Regions from separate parts of the Homo sapiens genome. Here region 1 is linked to region 2. The links are chromatin loops, found by intact Hi-C in ENCODE. Cell type or tissue: endothelial cell of umbilical vein. All regions are shown on one strand. Links, peaks and the distances in the headings refer to the core of each region. The heading gives the core; the rest is flanking DNA. Region 1 overlaps SYNJ2BP-COX16 (SYNJ2BP-COX16 readthrough). Region 2 overlaps SLC8A3 (solute carrier family 8 member A3).

Evidence for each region. Hi-C counts contacts between places; a loop is a spot of excess contacts. Peaks named below come from ENCODE experiments on the same cell type or tissue, not always from the same donor. Only the 100,000 strongest peaks of a DNase experiment are listed, where the experiment ranks them.
Region 1: a loop joins it to region 2, with 2.7 times the contacts of the local background. A loop is called at or near these places in 1 of 110 quality-filtered maps.

The regions. Positions count from the first base shown.
Region 1 is chr14:70,399,262-70,408,138 of GRCh38, reverse strand. All of the region lies in intron 1 of SYNJ2BP-COX16 (SYNJ2BP-COX16 readthrough), which reads left to right. All of the region lies in intron 1 of SYNJ2BP (synaptojanin 2 binding protein), which reads left to right. Among named protein-coding and RNA genes, the nearest start is that of SYNJ2BP, 13 kb to the left of the region's middle. RefSeq lists an enhancer at 8,278-8,838. In endothelial cell of umbilical vein, for the core only: no CTCF peak of the experiment used is centred there; a DNase peak (open chromatin) is centred at 4,658.
Region 2 is chr14:70,082,958-70,091,834 of GRCh38, reverse strand. All of the region lies in intron 2 of SLC8A3 (solute carrier family 8 member A3), which reads left to right. Among named protein-coding and RNA genes, the nearest start is that of SLC8A3, 100 kb to the left of the region's middle. In endothelial cell of umbilical vein, for the core only: a CTCF peak has its summit at 4,580; no DNase peak of the experiment used is centred there.

The DNA of each region.
Region 1 (8,877 bases), core at 561-8,560, 320 kb before region 2:
CAATAGTCCTTCCCCCTCCTCCAAAAAAAAAAAAAACCTGTTAGAAGCTCCCAGAAACATTTTTAACCTTGTGAGATTTCCCTAGAACTGGAAATGTTAGAAATTCCTGACCTAGGTGTAATTTTCAATTCCAATAATAGTCAATTGACACCAGTTGGGCTTTGTGTATGTACTAGGTACTATATTGGCACAGGAGGTACAAAAATGAATATAAGCTAATTACATTGTCTTCTAGGAACGAATATTGCAATAGGGTAATGAGACAATTAAACAAGTAATTTCATGTTTTCAGGCAAAGGGAAGAAGACATCCAAAGTCACGGAGATAAGCAGTAGCTGTGGGCGGGGATGATAGGGTGAAAAGCGATAGCAAATATTAAATTTTGTTTACTGTATAATGCAAAGTAGAGAATGTCCAAAGATGGCTAGAAAGGTAGATTATGGTGATTTTGAGTTTAAACTTCATCTTCTATGTTTTTTTTTTTACTTTGATTTTATCTTGGGGATATACTTAGAATTTATTTAAAAATCATTTTATCATATTTGCATAGGAAATAGTAGAAAAAGTCTACTGTAAGGAGGATACTATAACAAATTTTTTTTTTGCTTAATTAACACAAAATTGGTGCTTTGAGAAACTTTAGCCTTTTATTATTGACTAAGTTGGTGCAGAAGTAATTGTGGTTTTTGCCATTTTTTTTTTTTTTTTTGAGACGGAGTCTCGCTCTGTTGCCCAGGCTGGAGTGCAGTGGCACAATCTCGGCTCACTGCAAGCTCCGCCTCCCAGGAGATCACGCCATTCTCCTGCCTCAGCCTCCCAAGTAGCTGGGACTACAGGCGCCTGCCACTATGCCTGGCTAATTTTTTGTATTTTTAGTAGAGACATGGTTTCACCATGTTAGTCAGGATGGTTGTGATCTTCTGACTTCATGATCCACCTGCCTCGGCCTCCCAAAGTGCTAGGAGTACAGGTGTGAGCCACCGCACCTGGCCGGTTTTTGCCATTTTTTATAGCAAAAACTGCAATTACTTTTGCACCAACCTAATAAGTAGGAGTCATTAATAAATGTTTAAAATGCTTGCATTTTTGTACATAATCACCAGGTTCATCTCAACTTTTTTGAGGCATGATTCACATTCAATGAAGTGCAGGTGTAATCACCCAATGGGTTCTTCTTGCTCGCTGCCTAGACTGAGCCAATTTATCAAGGCAAGGGAATTGCAATAGAGAAAGAGTTTCATTCACACAGCGCTAGCTGTACAGGAGACTGGAGTTTTATTATCAGTCTCCCTGAAAACTCAGGGATCAGGGTTTTTAAGGATAATTTGTCAGGTGGGGGGTTGGAAAGTGGGGATCACTGATTGGTCAGGTCAGAGAAGAAATCATGGGGAGTTGAAGCTGTCCTCTTGTGCTGTGTTGTTTCTTGGGTGGGCACTACAAAGACTAGATGAGTTAGTTTATAGATCTAAGTGGTGCTGCCTGATCCATTGAGTGCAGGGTCTGCAAAATATCAGAAGCACTGATCTTAGGTTTTACAATCGCGATGTTATCCCCTGGAGCAATTCGGGGAAGTTCAGAATCTTGCAGCCTCCAGCTGCATGACTCCTAAATCATAATTTCTAATCTTGTGGCTAATTTGTTAGTCCTGCAACGGCAGTATAGTCCCCAAGCAAGAAGGGGGTTTATTTCAGCAAAGGGCTGTTATCTTTGTTTCAAAGTTAAACTGTAAGCTAAGTTCCTCCCAAAGTTAGTTTGGCCTACACCCAGGAATGAACAAGGACAATTGGAGATTAGAAGCAAGATGGAGTCAGTTAGGTCAGATCTCTTTCACCATCATAATTTTCTCAGTTACAATTTTTGGAAAGGCAGTTTCATAAGCATTTTAAATATAAAGTTTATTTTGTAGTTGTTGGGTGTGTTATTCTGCAAAGGTAACCTGACGTTCCTGGTGTGTGTGTGTGGTGGTAGGCCCCCTCCTGCCCTGCTTATGCCTGACTGGCTACCTACTATAACAATATGATTTTAACATATAAGCCTAATACGTATCTGTTGGACTTCCAGGGGTTCCTTTTGGAAAAGGGTTAAAGTTAGAATTTGAAATTTAGTTTTGGAAAGCATGTCAAATAATGCAGGTTGAAAACACTTAATCTAAACAGGATCACAAGACACAATAAATAATAGTCATTAATTAAGTCAAGGTGATAATTGAAAGCAAAGACCTTTACTCTTGAATAGAAAGGAGACTTGGTTTCCCAAACAATCAAAAGACCTAATAAAGACAGCACAAGACCAACACATCTTTTTCTCTTTTTATTTTTGTAGATTACTCAAAAGGTGAACAAGTCTTTTATTATCTCTTAGTATATGAAAATATTGTTTAAAAGAGAGAACCATATTCTACCTTTGCATCAGTATGTTGTTAATGCTAAAGCTAACTTTAATAAACAAATCCATCTAATCTCAATCAGCTTTGAACACACAAGATTCCCATAACCCTTTTTTAATCTATTAAAGAGCAGATCAGTGGCCCCCAAAACCCATTATTTTGAGTCTGGCCTTGCATCAGTGTGCTTTTGATATTAATGCTCAATTTTGATTTTGATGCTCAGTTTTTTAAAAAGTGAAATAATCCCCTTCTAATTTTAGCCAACTTGATCACTCACAAAATTCATAAGATTCATGTTCCACAAAACTTCTATTAGGTTGGTGCAAAAGTAATTGCAGTTTTTGCCATTACTTTTGCACCAACCTAATACAACCTGTTCAAACCTTCAGTTTTGTCCTATACTTCCTTTTTGATATTGGCATTCTACCTTAGGACAGAAATTTATTATACATTTATTTCCCCATTATCATTCATTCATTCATTTATTTTTTTCCGTAGACATTCTACAACCTGTTTAAATCTTTAGTTTTGTCCTATACTGACTTTCTGATATTGGCATTCTACCTTAAGACAGAAATTTACATTTCCTTCTTTCCTATCATTGATTGATTTGATTGATTGATTGACTGACAGGGTCTCACCCTGTCACACAACTTGAAGTGCAGTGGTGTGATTACAGCTTACTGCAGCCTCATCCTCCTGGGCTTTGATGATCCTCTCACTTTAGCCTCCTGAATAGCTGGGACTACAGGCACACACCACCACACCCAGATAATTTTTTGTATTTTTTGTAGAGATGGGGTTTTGCCATGTTGCCCAGGTTGTTCTTGAACTCCTGTACTCAAGCAATCCACCCACTTCAGCCTCCCAAAGTGCTGGAATTACAGGCGTGAACCGCTATACCTGGCCCTCCTTATTTAATTTACATTTCTTTCCTCCTTATTTTGTCCACACAAAGTTACCATGTAAAGAAAAGTGATCTCTATTGTCAACTTTCTTCACATCTTACTTTCTTTATATGCACTGTATTTAGAATTGTTTCTCTTGTGTTCAGTAGTTTTAATTGTATATATTGACGGTAACTTTAACTCTTAGTAACCCTAATTTCCAGTGAAGAACCTAGGAAGTAAGGTAATTTTGAACAGTTTTATACCAGTATTTGTAGATAGAACCATTTCATAATTTCTAGAAAGATAACCTTCTCAATCTGTTTGTTAACAGATCTAAATATATTTAGCTTTTCTATACCATGTAAATGACTCAGACATTTTATAATTATCTGTTACTTAATTTAGCATAACATGATTTTAAGTTTCTGAAAAAGATTCTTAAAATTATGAAAAACTTGCTTATACACTTTTATACCATTTATATTCATTTAATTTATTCATTTTTAAAAGTTAGACTTGTATAGATCATTAAACAAAGCTGGCCGTCATCCCAAGTTACTTATTTTTTTGTGTTTGTCTTTAAGACAGGGTCTTGCCCGGTCACCTAGGCTGGAGTAGAGTGGTGCTATTATGGCTCACTCCAGGCCTACAGTAGTGCACCACCATGCCCTGCTAATTTTTTTTTTTAATTTTTCATTTTTGTAGAGACAGGATCTTGCCAGTTGCTTAGGCTGGTCTTGAGCTCCTGGCCTTATGGATGTTAGCTACCATGCCTGGCCTCAAGTTATTTCTTTGTTAATAGTTTCCACAGCTTGTGAAAGAAACCCTGACGTTACATACATGCATATTTTGCTGATCAGAAGAAACAGCCATTTTCATTAAACCAACAAAGTAGTCTTATTTTTGTAATGTGAACTAAAAGGCATTTGAGTTACTTTCTATATTTCTGATAAAATACTTGATTTAAGTGCTTACCTTTAAAGCCATTTTGTTACTGGAAAGGGGTCCTGATCCAGACCCGAAGAGAGGGTTCTTGGATCTCACGCAAGAAAGAATTTGAGGCAGTCCATAAAGTGAAAACAAGTTTATTAAGAAAGTAAACAAATAAAAGAATGTCTAATCCATAGGCAGAGCAGCCCTGAGAGCTGCTGGTTGCCCATTTTTATGGCTATTTGTTGATTATATGCTAAACAAGGGGTGGATTATTTATGCCTCCCCTTTTTAGACCATATAGGGTAATTTCCTGACATTGCCATGGCATTTGTAAACTGTCTTGGCGCTGGTGGGAGTGTAGCAGTGAGGACCACCAGAGGTCACTCTCATCACCATCTTGGTGGCTTTTGGCCAGCTTCTTTACAGCAGCCTGTTTTATCAGCAAGTTTTTCATGACCTGTATCTCGTGCCAAACTTCTTTTTCACGCCATGACTAAGAATCCCTTAACTTACTGGGAATGCAGCCCAGCAACCTTATTTTACCTAGCTCCTATTCAAGATGGAGTTGCTCTGGTTTAAACGCCTCTGACAAATTCATTAGAATGTTTTCATGTATTTTGGTAGTGAAGTATCACATACACATGACACATAAACATAGAGACATACAGACACAGTGACAGAAACAGATCTTATAGCTTTATAAGATTCTTCATTTGCCAGTTTGCAGATAATCTCTCCCTGTTTAGACTACCAGTTCCTTGATTACTTATTCCATTGCCCTAAACAGTTGTTTAGCTAGGTAACCCTAAATTGCAAACATTACTCTTAGGTGAAAATTGATACCCCTAGAGGCATAGAACTTATATCTATATACCATTATTTGCTGAAACAAAAAGAATCAGTCAAGATAAGATTGCCAGGAAAAGTATCTTTAAACATAGGTAAGGTTTGTTATGTCAACTTTAAGCCAGTGTCTTTCCCATTGTAAAAATTTCTAGCTGCTTGGGTATAGGGGCATGTCCTTACAAATGGAGATTTCCTTTATAGAAGTAAATTTATTTTACATAGAGTTTCAAAGTAGCCAGCTAAGTGCTAGAAAGTTGTATTTTGGAGACTATAATCTTGTTAGATACTTAGTTCGTTTCTTGATTAGATTACTGACTTCAAAGTGGAGCCCTTTCATGAATGGGACCAGGAAAGTATTTGCAGTTTCCAGGGCCTAATAGATATATATTTTAAAAATTTCTTTCTTTTTTTTTTTTTAAAGCAGGCTTTCATTATGTTACCCAGGCTGGTCTTGAGCTCCTGGACCCAAGTGATCCTCCCACTTCAGCCTCCCTGGGACTACAGGTGCACCACCTGTTGTCCCAGTGAGGACTGCCTCAGGGCCTGATATTAAGTGTCTAAAAACCAGGCAGATTTGCAGGGCAGTGCATCTGGATCTTTAAAAATCAAGGAAACCACTTTTACGTGAATCTTGGGTCTCCACAAAGAGCAAAATGCCATGATACCAGGCCACACAAACCTCCACAGCGCACCTCACTACAAAGACATTAAGCCACACCTTTCTTACCTAAATGTTTAAAAAATAAAATAAAATGAGTAGCTGCCTATAGTAATAACCATTCACCATAAACAACTGCTGTTAGTCACCTCCAATACTGTAGCTCTTGTCAGTGACTTACCAGCCATAACATACACAAAGGTCTCTTTCACAGTACAAAGTAATCTCTGGTACTCTCAAAAGCCAACAAGTAATGCAGTATGGAAGAGAGCAGAGTTTTAGACCTGAGAGGAACCTGTCCATGACTTTTCAGACTCCACAAGAAGACAGAATACCCCAAAAAGGGAGTGAATGGTGTGTTTTTTCAGCGTTCCTTGAGGGGTCTGAGTCGTTAGAAGTCTCCTTTAGATTTCTTCCTGTGGTATCAAAATAACAAAAGGAAGGAAGAGCAGAGTGGAAAGAAATAGAACAAGTTTAGCCAGGAACAGTGGCTCATGCTTGTAAGCCTAACTGTTTGGGAGGCGGAGGTGGTAGGTTCACTTGAGCTAGGAGTTTGAGACCAGCCTGGGCAAAATAGCAAGACCCTGTCTCTACATAAAAAAAGAAAAGAAAAACATTAGCTGGGTGTGGTGGTGTGCTCCTGTAGTCCGAGCTATTTGGGAGGCTGAGGTGGGAGAATCACTTGAGCCTGGGCGATTGAGGCTGCAGTGAGCTGTGCCACTGCACTCCAGCCTGGGCAACAGAGCAAGAGCCTGGAGATTTTAAATTTTGTAAAAGGCCAGTGAAGTTTTATATTTTTCTCAGCAAAAATTATGCCAGCAAGATTGGAAACAAACAGAAGACTCAAGGTATCAAACATATTTAAAAAGGGGTCTCAATTGACTGAAAAAAAAAAAAAAAGCCAAGAACCAGGATCCAAGAGAGGAAAAAAGCAGAAAGTCCTTTCCCCCCCACAAAAGATAGCCTAAATATTACTTTTAATTAAGCTTTTTTTCTTTTATTAAAAAAAAATACATTGCCCAGGCTGGTCTCAAACTCCTGGCCTGAAGTGATCCTCTCTCCTTGGCCTCCCAAAGTGCTAGGATTACAGGTGTGTGAGCTGCCATGCCCAGCCCTAAGTAAGCTGACTTCTGACCAGAGAACTCTAAAAAATAATCTTTTCAAATCTCTTATTATCAGATTTTAACCAAGACAATTATAAAGTAGGTCTCTCATTCAGTTTGTACGGTTCTAAAACCAGCTTTTTTTTTCCCTCTTGTGCTTGCAAATGAATTATTTTATACATTTCAGAGGATCCCTGTTTTGGCTGTTGCTGCTTATCAGCATCCCAAGTTAAGTGAGTCCACTTTCCTAGATATTTACAAGAGGATGTCCCATAAGTGTTATATATAAGTCATGCTGGTGTTTCTAAAAAGAGCACTCGAATTTTGAAGCTTAATTTTTCATAATTTACGGACTTTTCAAAAGTCATAAACTGCTTCTTTGGCTTTTGAAAATTCTTCAACTTGCCTGCTTTACAGTTTGGTAAGGCTGGGGAACATATGCCACACCCCTAGCTATGTTAGAAATAGACCTTATCAGCATCTAAGTAAATAATTAAAATAACTTACCAGATTTTTCATCAAAATTAAGAATTGCTAACAGTTACCATTATAACATGTAATTGAGACTACTGAGGATAGATTTACATGCAAGGTGTGTAAAGAATGTAAAACGTGTCTTTAGTAAAAGTATAAGAAGGCATGGGAATATACATTTTTGCCTAGTTTAGGGGGTTAAATGATTGTTTTAAATTAGGTAAGATAAAGCTAAATGTTTAAACAAGTTGTGGAAGATTTGTAAAGGTTAATCTTAAAAACAAAATTCTGTGTGGGAATACTAAATTCAAAAGGGTATTGTTTGTTTTTTTTTATAAAGTGAACTTGGGAATAAAACCACAAGGGTTTCTAAAGGCACTGTTCTACTCTTTAACAAAAATTTGTAAAGGGATTGTCAAGATAAAGATAGGGTTTAGTCTTCTTCAGGTTATATTTTGGTGAATAATACTTGTGTATGTTCCAAAATTGTATGGGACTTCAAAAATCCAAATGTCTGAGTATATGCTGTCAATCATAATTAGGGTTATCGTATTGGGTTATTGTAATCCACAGAGGTTACCAAATTTCTTAGTCATTTGTGTTTTTGAATGAAACGACCTTAGGATATTTTGGCATTCACAGACAATTGTTGTCTTGTTTTGATCCTCTTCAAAAGATGGATTATAGTCCTTGAGTACAGGTTTCTGATAACTTTGGAGATTGTGAACAGGAGTTGACTGAGTGATCTGAACTAATGGAAGACTGAAATAATCCTTTTTGACTTTTTGCTTGGAACATTGCTGCTCATTTGTTTTGTATTTCAGAGTCAAGGAAACTTTTCTCTTTTTTGCAGCTTTTGACAATTGTAGGGGTGAACCAACCAGTGATCTCTGACTGCAGCTCAAAAGAAATAAAAGGGGTGGGCTGTCAAACTCCAAATGGTCATGGAAATGGAGCCTCGGATGATGGCTCCCTTTTACTGGGGACCCTTAGGTAGGACCCTGAGAGGAAATCTGCTGTTTTCCCCAAAACAACACCAATCAGCATGAAGCTGACCCTTAGATAGGATCCTGAGAGAAAATCTCCTGTTTTCCACAAATTAACACCCTCTGTCAGCATGAAGCAGTTAAGAGCAGTCATCGTCCCTATCTTAACAGCAGTTAGATGTTCCTCTTCAGAGGGGGAATTCATGGCAGTGCCATCACACTGGCTGCAGCGGGGAGGCGTGGGCAGTGACAGCAGGAGTGGCTGCGGGAGCAGCAATGGCAGTGGTGGGTCCCCTATGCCTTGCGTCCCTGAGGCAGCCAACTGTGTGTCCCCCACCCTCACATGGCCAGGCAGGACCCATCCCCAGGTCCGGAGCCTCTGTTGCTCCAGACCCTGGCCCTGCATTGCCTCTCTTGCCTGCTGCCACTGCAGGGAGAGTGTGGGGAGGAGGCAGGGCTGGGCCCCGGGCAGTGCCTTGCTCCATGGAGCCAGTGGGAGCCAGGGACAAGCAGGAACCCCACTGGAGCCTGCTGCCCTGGGGGCTGCGCTATGGGGCGAGGCCGAGATGGGCGCCAGCAGGTGAGCAGTGTGGTCGAGCAG
Region 2 (8,877 bases), core at 459-8,458:
GTGAGATGAGCAAAATAATCCAGTTTGTAATTGTAGTTATCAGGCTGGCATATCCTGCAGGTCACACTTCTAAACATGACTTCGAAAAATCAAAGATCAGCTAAGTTTGAAGTAAGTATTGAAAGAGGGAGATTATGTTGCCTCAAGTTAAAATAGAACGTAAAAGATGGTGATTCAAATGATCAAAAGCACCAAGCTTCCCTGTTAGGATTCAAGGGAGGGGTGCGTGGCTCCGACACCAGATATCTGCAAAGCAATATGAAATGAGATCAATAGTAGACATTGAAAGATTGAAACTGATATAGGATATTCAAGTACCAGCTTCAAGAAAATGAAATGAGACCTAATAAAAGAGAGTAGGAGTCAAGGGGGTATACGATATTAAAGAAAGTGAAGAGCCAGGGTTTGTAGGAAGGAAGGGAGAAGAGGCAAAGAGAGCAGCTCTTTTAACACAGGAGCTTCCTCCTTTCCCATTCTCCCTCCTGCTAAAAGCCGAGTTTGTTTTAGCTGAAATGATTGTAAGACAAATTTTTGTTATTAAAAAAGGAGCTATTTTGTGTTGGTTTCCATTATAAAATCAGAGCTCTGCTGCCATAAAATTAAATCCCATAATAAAATGAGTAGAAAACGTGATGTCCTGCAGAAAGGAAGATGGCAGCCCACTCAGTGCCATGCTGGGCTTGACTATATACAAGCCGTGCATCTCCTGCTGCGAGTTGTAGCTGCTGCCCAGCAGTGCACATTATCGTTGCAGCTGTTTTCCTCACATTCTGAGGTTTATGAAATCCCTCATCCATCAATAATTGATCTTTAGCTCTTAGTCCAGGGGTTGTCAACTGGCACTCCATGGACCTTTAGAGGATTGATGGCTAGGTTTTCAAAGATCTTTGAACCCCCTGAAATTATATACAAAATATTGTGTGTGAGTATGTGCATTTTTCTGGTAAGAAGCACCTGAATTATCGAAGCAGTTTGTGATCCCCCAAAAAGCTAAGAACTACTTCCTAGAGCAAAGGGAGATTTTGCTACACTTAGAGATTTACACATTTGACCAGGGCAGCTCACACAAGTGGGATGCGGTTTCACATTTCATGGCAGATCTGCTTCCAGCTATACAAATTCATCAAGGAAATATTGTAATACTTCTATATGAATCAGGAATTCACTATATTTAACTTATTTGGAATAAGAACCACTATATATATACAAGTTTTTCCAAAAGACTGAAGGTTCTTCCTGTGGCAGGAAGGAATATGATTAGATTCATGAAGCGCCTTTATGTTTATATTTCAACTCTGAAAGATAATTGTGACTTTACTAAATCAAACCTGTATACCACGATTAGGAAAATGTGGACTGATTTGGGGTTCTAGGGGTAAAATGTGACCCCTGTGAAGTACCAATGCACCGTTCTTTTATCTGTGAACGGGCACTGAGCTTCTGAAATTAATTAGTAGGCAGGAGGACATGCGCATATGACGTGATAGTTTAAGTACTGATAATTATTCACTTGGAAGGGAAGAGAATAAAATTCAGAACACAGTATTCCTTAATGGGAAATCAACTTAGAGGAGGTAGGAGGGAGATCAAGCAAGAATATTTCTGGTAAAACATGCATAAATCAATGGTCAGCCAATGTGTTGATCAAAGAAATTATCTTTCGGGGAAAACAGTAGAAGGCAATTGAAAAACAAGCATCAGGCTGCATAAAAACAGCAAACAAAAGTCACAATGGCTTGATTGTGTGATGAGGTAATTAATGGCTGCAGTTAGCAAAATATGTTAAAAAAAAAGACAGAAAGGGTAGTTACAGGAGAAAAACATCCCCGCAGATCTTCAAAATCAGAAACAATGAAAATAATTATTTCAAAAATTAAGAAAAAAACTCTCTAATTTATACCTGAATTACCTGGATAATTGGTAAAATTTCCTGCGTATACAAATCTTGGTCCTCTGCTCCTCTCTCTATAAATAAATAGAAATGTATGAATCAATAGTCAGCCAATGTGTTGATCAAAGAAATTATCTTTTGGGGGAAAATTGGTAGAAGCCAATTAAAAAACAAGCATCATATTGCATGAAAACAGCAAACGGAAGTCACAATGGCTCGACGGTGTAATGAAGCCACACAATATGTATTAAACACATCATCTACACAGATGGATTCAAAGATACCTTCTTTGTGTCTAAGTCCCAAATCTGTGTTTCCTGGCTCTGTTCCCTCATATCTAGTCATTCTCCAAGTCAGCATGCCCAACTTGAAAGTGTCATTTTCAAAACCTGCTTCTTCTCTTCTGGAAGTTCTTCCTCTGCCCATTGCTCCACAATCCCCACCTCTTTCACCCAGTAGCAAACCTTAAATTTATCTTTTACTTTGTCTTACTTCCCCTTCTTATATTCAAAATGTTTCTCACTTGCATCTCTTTTCATTCATTTCATAAGCATTTATGAGCTCCTGTTATGGTTTGGAAACTGTTCTTCATGCTGGAGGTGGTCTTATAAACAAGTAATTTCAATTGAGTATTTAGTATGTTAAGTGCCATCCCAAAGGCAAACACCAGCTGTGGGAGGCTCCCCAAATCAGTCTAAGGAAGTTGGGAAAAGCATCTCAGAGAAGATGGTGTCTGAGATGGGGAGGATGTGTGGAACTGGGCAAGGAAGAGAACAAGTAACAACATTCTAGAAAAAGGCCTCTTTCAGCATGCTAAGAAGTTTGGAGGACAGAGGAGTTACCATTCAAAATTTGGAGGGAAGGAAGAGCATACTGAGGTTTGCCACTTGAACAGATAACTTCAGCTGTGTTGGGTGAGTGAAGTTGAGTGGGTACAAATCAGGTCAGGAATATAAGTTAGGAGACTGTTACTAGAATCCAGGCCAGAGGTGATGGTGGCCAATATATGAGAGTTTTAGCAGGGAATGAAAAAAAGAAAATGTGTTCATGAGGTAGAAGTAGGTAAAAAGAACAGGATCTGGTTCCTGATTGGAAATGGGGGTAGTCTGGAGAGGAAGCCAGAATGCAGGCAAGAATGCATAGTGGTACCATCCACTGACATAGGGATTAAAGGAGGAGAAGAAGCTTTGGTAAAGAAAATAAGAAGTTCAGCTATGGAATGTTTGAATTTGATTTCTCTGATGAGGAGTAGTTCTAGGTGATGATAATGCTCAGGGTGTAGACTTGAGAGTGGATGGGTAAAGTAAAGGTTGAGGCTATTAAAAGGGAAAAGGTCAAGGAACTGAGGGCCAAGGATTTATAATAAGTTATCTTGGGCCACTAAAGCCACGCAGGATGCTGGCAGGAAACCTATGAGCCAGGTCTTCAATGTTGAGTCCAGTGACTCAGGTGTCAGAAGCAGCAGGAGAAGCATTGATAGCCTGATGGGGAAGGAGCCGTTACCTGAGAGTAGCAGAGAGAGTTATCCTAGCTGACACAGCTCTCAGGGATTTGCTTCTAAAGCAATCCTTAGGAAAGAAAGAGCAGTATCCACAGGAGACTGGTGGGCACTGGCTTCCCCAGAAAACCTACCTAGATGAATTCTATTCTCAAGGGACTCCTATTTAGATAAGGGGCTTTGTTAGTTCTCAGAGCAACACCAAACAGATGTATATCTCATTACTTGCCCCCACAACCTTTCTGCTCTGGCCACATGGGCCTACCCACTGTCTGCTAAATGCACTTCATATTTTCTTGTTTCAGTGCCTCAGTATTCATAATCTTCTTTTCCTAATCTCTGCCCCTCACTTACCTGAATCTTTTGTATTCTCAATGACCTGCTCCATCCCAGCCCTTTCAAGAACCTTTAATACCTACCAAGTGAATACTCTCTCCATTGATTACACACTTCCTGTAGCACCTGTTCTATAATTATGAAATATTACCTATTGTACACATATATTTCAATCTCTTGGTGGACAGAGAATCCAATTTATGCCTTGTCAATTTGTAGCACATTTCCTTGCATATGTAGATGCACCATGAATATTTAGAGAACTTGTTAGTTAATTTCCTGTTTAACATGGGCTGCAAAGTTCTGGTCCATGCACGTCTTTTATAAAATAGAAATGACGGATGGTGCATGGAGCTTAAATTCCATGAAGCAGAAACATATGAGAGATGGAGCTGAATTTGTTTGCCTGTACAGCTCTTACAGCAATTGCTTCCAATTTGTTTGATTTACCTAAGAGCTAAAATTGTAAATGGCAGCTCAAATGATTTTTCTGTACATTCAGAAAATGAGTTTGAATATTTGTTGGAGAGTAACTGCTTAAGACATGAAAAAGGGGGAGATTATAGCTTTTAACTCTTTTTTATGGCAGAGCATTAAGGAAAAAAAAGTGCAGATAAATGAGATCAAATGGCAAGTGTCTGAACCTGCTGGACACAAGTCCCGGTAGCCATTGATAGACAGTGTTTATATGACTTCTGGGCCATCAATAGATAGATAAGGTACATCAGCGGCCAATGTTCCAGGAAGTTTGAGAAGATAAATGGAAGTTGCACAGCAGCCTAAGAGCTTCCTTAGGAGGGCTGTGCTCCTCCAGAGCGCCATCTGTCTGTGTCTTCCTGTTCTTCTTCTTCACATTAAATGCTTTTCCTTTTCTCATTTTTATGATGGTTATCCTAAAGATATGCTAGCCTGGACTTTGACAAGGACATCTGGAGATAAGAAAGATTCTGAATTATTTTTCCCTTTGGGCAATTGTAGCAATTTTAAAACTATGTTAGATGGCTAGAGATTCTTGAGAATATTTCTTTTCTTGGAAAATCATAAGGCTTTGGATAGTGGTACCTATAGAAGCTGACATCAGCAGCAGCCTGCCTCCAGTCGATCAGGGCCTTTGGAACTTCACGGGGCTCCTCTACTGACAGCCCCATCGGTTTCCCTCCAGCACACGTAACTCAGCATTGACTCTGGGTAGTAGAGGGTGGTTTATGGAATCTGATTCATCTCAGAAAGAGGTGGATGCAAACACATTCCCAGAGCAGAAGGCTTGGCATGTCTGGTCTTAGGCAGAGGGAACTGGAGATACTTGTCCTATTGTTCTTGAGATTCCAGCAAAAATAGCCCATTACAGAGGAAGAAGATATCAGGTCAAATGAAGGCTTTGGTGCTACAACATTGTCTTAGAAAAAAAAAGAAAGAAATTGGCCAAGTGCAGTGGCTCAGCACTTTGGGAGGCTGAGGGGGGCAGACCACTTGAGATCAGGAGTTCGAGACCAGCCTGGCCAACATGGCGAAACTCCGTCTCTACCAAAAAGTATTAAAAAATAGCCGAGTGTGGTGGCGGGCTCCTGTAATCCCAGCTACTCGGGAGGCTGAGGCCGGAGAATCACTTGAACCTGGGAGGCGGAGGTTGCAGTGAGCCAAGATCGTGCCATTGCACTCCAGCCTGGGCAACAGAGTGAGACTCCATCTCAAAAAAAAAAAAAAAAAAGAAAAAAGAAAAAGAAAAAAGAAAAGAAAGAAATTAAATTAAAAAAATTGTTTTTTAAACAAAGGAAGGCTTTGGGCTTGGAGTCCAACTAAGCTAGGCTGGAATCCCGGTTTCATCTCGCTTCTCTGTGCAACTTTGGATTTTACTGAATCTCTCTTATTCTCAATTCCCTCCTCTGTAAAATGAAGATAATGCTAGTACCTGTCTCATCAAGTTGAAGGAGACTTAAATGAGATGTGTTGAAAGCATTTAGCATAGTATGTGGCACATAAAGAACACTCAATAAATGCTGGCTATAAAGAAGCCAGAGAGAGACTCGGAGGTGATGAGAGAGGCCACAATTCCCTCCATTTCATTGAAAAGCAATTTTTATTATCTCATTTGAAAGGCAGTATAGTATAGTGGTTAAGGACATGCACTATGGAGCTAGACCTCCTCAGTTCACTTTCTGTCTCTATCATTTATTAGCTGTGACTTAACCTTCTTGTGCCTCAGTTTTTATCATTTTTGAGAGAGGAGTAATAATAGTTCCTACTCTGGTGTGTTGTGGAGATTTGATGAGTTAATACATATAAAGCACACATAGTAGTGCCTGGAGCATATTAAATGACATGTAAGTATTAGCTGTTATTTTATTAAACAACATGTGGCATAGGACATATTGGAACTTTGAAGTCTTTGAGGCTCTTCCCAGTTTCATAAATCAGAGACTACAGTATAAATATCTGCTTACATGTCTGCTTTCCCCATTGGACTGCGAAATCTTGAAACTGTTTTATTCATCTCTGCATAGTGTTGGCATCGTATTATGATACCTGACATTTACCAGGTGCCAAATGGGACTGGGCATGTTGTAGGGATTCAGTCAATGTGGGTCATTGCAGGCGGGGAGGTGGGTCGGGTTAAAGGTAAGAGAAGGGCCTTGGGGCATCACATTAAGTAGTTACCAGATTGAACTGCAAACATTGCTATCCAGGAGAAATCAGGTCAATATTTCACCTTCATGGCAATACCAGTACAGTCCAAGGAGAATGCATAGAAGGAAAGAAATCATAATCTGATTGTATGTGTTTTTTTAGTAGTAAATAATAATAATTATTACTATTCCTATATAATTTTGTGTGTTGGTGTGTTTTGTTTTGTTGTGCATGAAAAATGGGGTGCTAATCTATTCCCCTTCCCAACACCAGTGCTCAGAAGAAATTTCCACAGATAGAGAATCTATAGGTTATGAATTTGGCCTTGATGGATTCTGGGTCACTATTTCTCAATGTTTGTCCATGTCATGTGAAGCTCTTAAGATAAAGAACAATGTCTTACTCGTCTTTTTAACTTCTTTACCCCCTAATGCCTATCACATACTTTGCCCATGGAAACTCAATAGACATTTGTAAATGGAATTTAATTTCTGAGGTCCAGTAAAGCCTTTTTCCATCCTTCCCCTACTACACAGTTTGTCTAACCATGTCTTCCCTTCCATCATCCACCTTATAAACGTTATTACTCATTCTTCCATCACATTCTTGACACCTCCCATGTCCAATGTCAAACAAGTACCATTTGGGAAACAGAATTCTAGGAATCTGGAGACCTAGAGCTCTTCAGACCCTGAAATCCAGTTTTCTGAGCTGAGACAGTTTCTTAATTTCTCACTCCAACTCCGTTTCTCCTCTTTCTCAATGGATATTTTCCAAGTCTCCATTAGGCATATAGCAATTCCAGAAAACATTCAATTTTCCCTTCTCTTAATGTCATGCTCCAAAACACCACATTCCCTCTAGACATTGAGCATTGGAGAGAGATGGAAAAGTACTTTGAAAATGTGTGCATGTGAGAAAAATGCTAAGTGTTCTGTCTGGTCACTTCAATGACAAGTTTGCTACTTTAGAAACTTGACTAAACAGAGTGTGAGGAAAAACATGAAAAGAAAAAAATGTGTTCAGCTTGGCTGAATAATGACCAGCAGGGTGAAAAGATAAGATAACCACCCGCTCACAGGATTTCTATCCTCAAGCCCCAGAAGGTTGACAACAGCAGACACTGAAACTACTCTTAATGGAGGGTGTGCTAAAGAAGCAACATTATAGCCGCTTTTAGGAAAGCAAATAGGAAAGTTGGTGAAATAGAGAAGATGCCTAAGCATGTGAGATACCACCTCCATCTTGGAAAATAACCAAGGTGATACAATGTTATGCAGGACCCCTTAATTAAAACAGATTTAGTGATTAATATCAGGAGCATTGTCAAGAATCACAACAACAGCAATTAGTTACTATTGAGCAATTTCTGCTAAGTAATTTGCAGGAGGGCATCTCACTTAATTATCACATCCTTTTATAGATGAGAATATAGAGGCTTAAAAAGGTGCTTTTCCCAATGTTATTCAGCTATAAGTGGTCAGTCATGACTCAAACATAGGTCAACCTGACAACAAGATCTTCACTCTTAACTTCTCTTCTGTGTTGTAATACCCTTGATCCATGGAAATGGACCATCTTCATATACTGCTTTTTTGCCTCCGGAATGTCCAGGTATGGATTGGGTAATGCTCAAAGACAGAGAGGAATAGAGTATTAAAAAGATCCCTGGCCTCATTTTCTGAAGACATGAGCCTAAGCTGAGCTGTACCATTTACCATCTATGTGAACTTGGGCAGATTTTTTGACACTGCTGGGTCTCAATTCCTGTAACTGTCAAGTGGAAGTGAGCCTAACTGCATAGACTTCACTGGGCTGTTAAGAGAATAAAATGAAATAACTGTAAACAGAAGTGCCTAGTGCACATGCAAAGGATTATTGGGGCTTTCTACCCTTCAGGGATTAGAAGTTGATAGTAGGCAACAAGTTATAAGAAATACAGTCAATTGTCTGCTGACCAGGGCTAGAGTTAATTGTCTCTGGAAAAAAGGACTTGCCTCTCTTTCTCTTCTTCCTCCAAAACTTAAGACGTTTGCAGCTGAATCCCCAACAGGATTTTGTTTTCCTTTGGGAGAGAGGAAACAGACCAATATACCCCCAAAACTAACCCCATAATTTCATTTCAGCAGTAAAGTGAGGTCCTTGATAACTGCCCTGCCCAACCTGCAGGGTGGTTGGGAAACTCTGAATGGTCATGCATGGGGAAGCATTTTGTCCACTGTAAAGAGCTCTCCGGAGATGATAAATCTCATCAGAAGGCTTCATGCTTGAGGCATGGATTCTTGGAAAAACAATCACTCTACGTATGTGGTCAGAATCTAAAGGAGATGCTGGGGAGAGGAGCTAGGTCAGTCTCCAAAGTGGAACAGTAGAAACTAATCATGTGGAGCCTAAACTTATGAAGGTTTTTAAAATCAGAATTGGCCACCTTCCTTTGGACCATGAGCTCAGATTGTGAGGTGTGACTAGGTCACGTCTCCTTCCTGCCCCTGTTTCCCTCCTCTCCCTACCTGTCCCTCCTTGACCC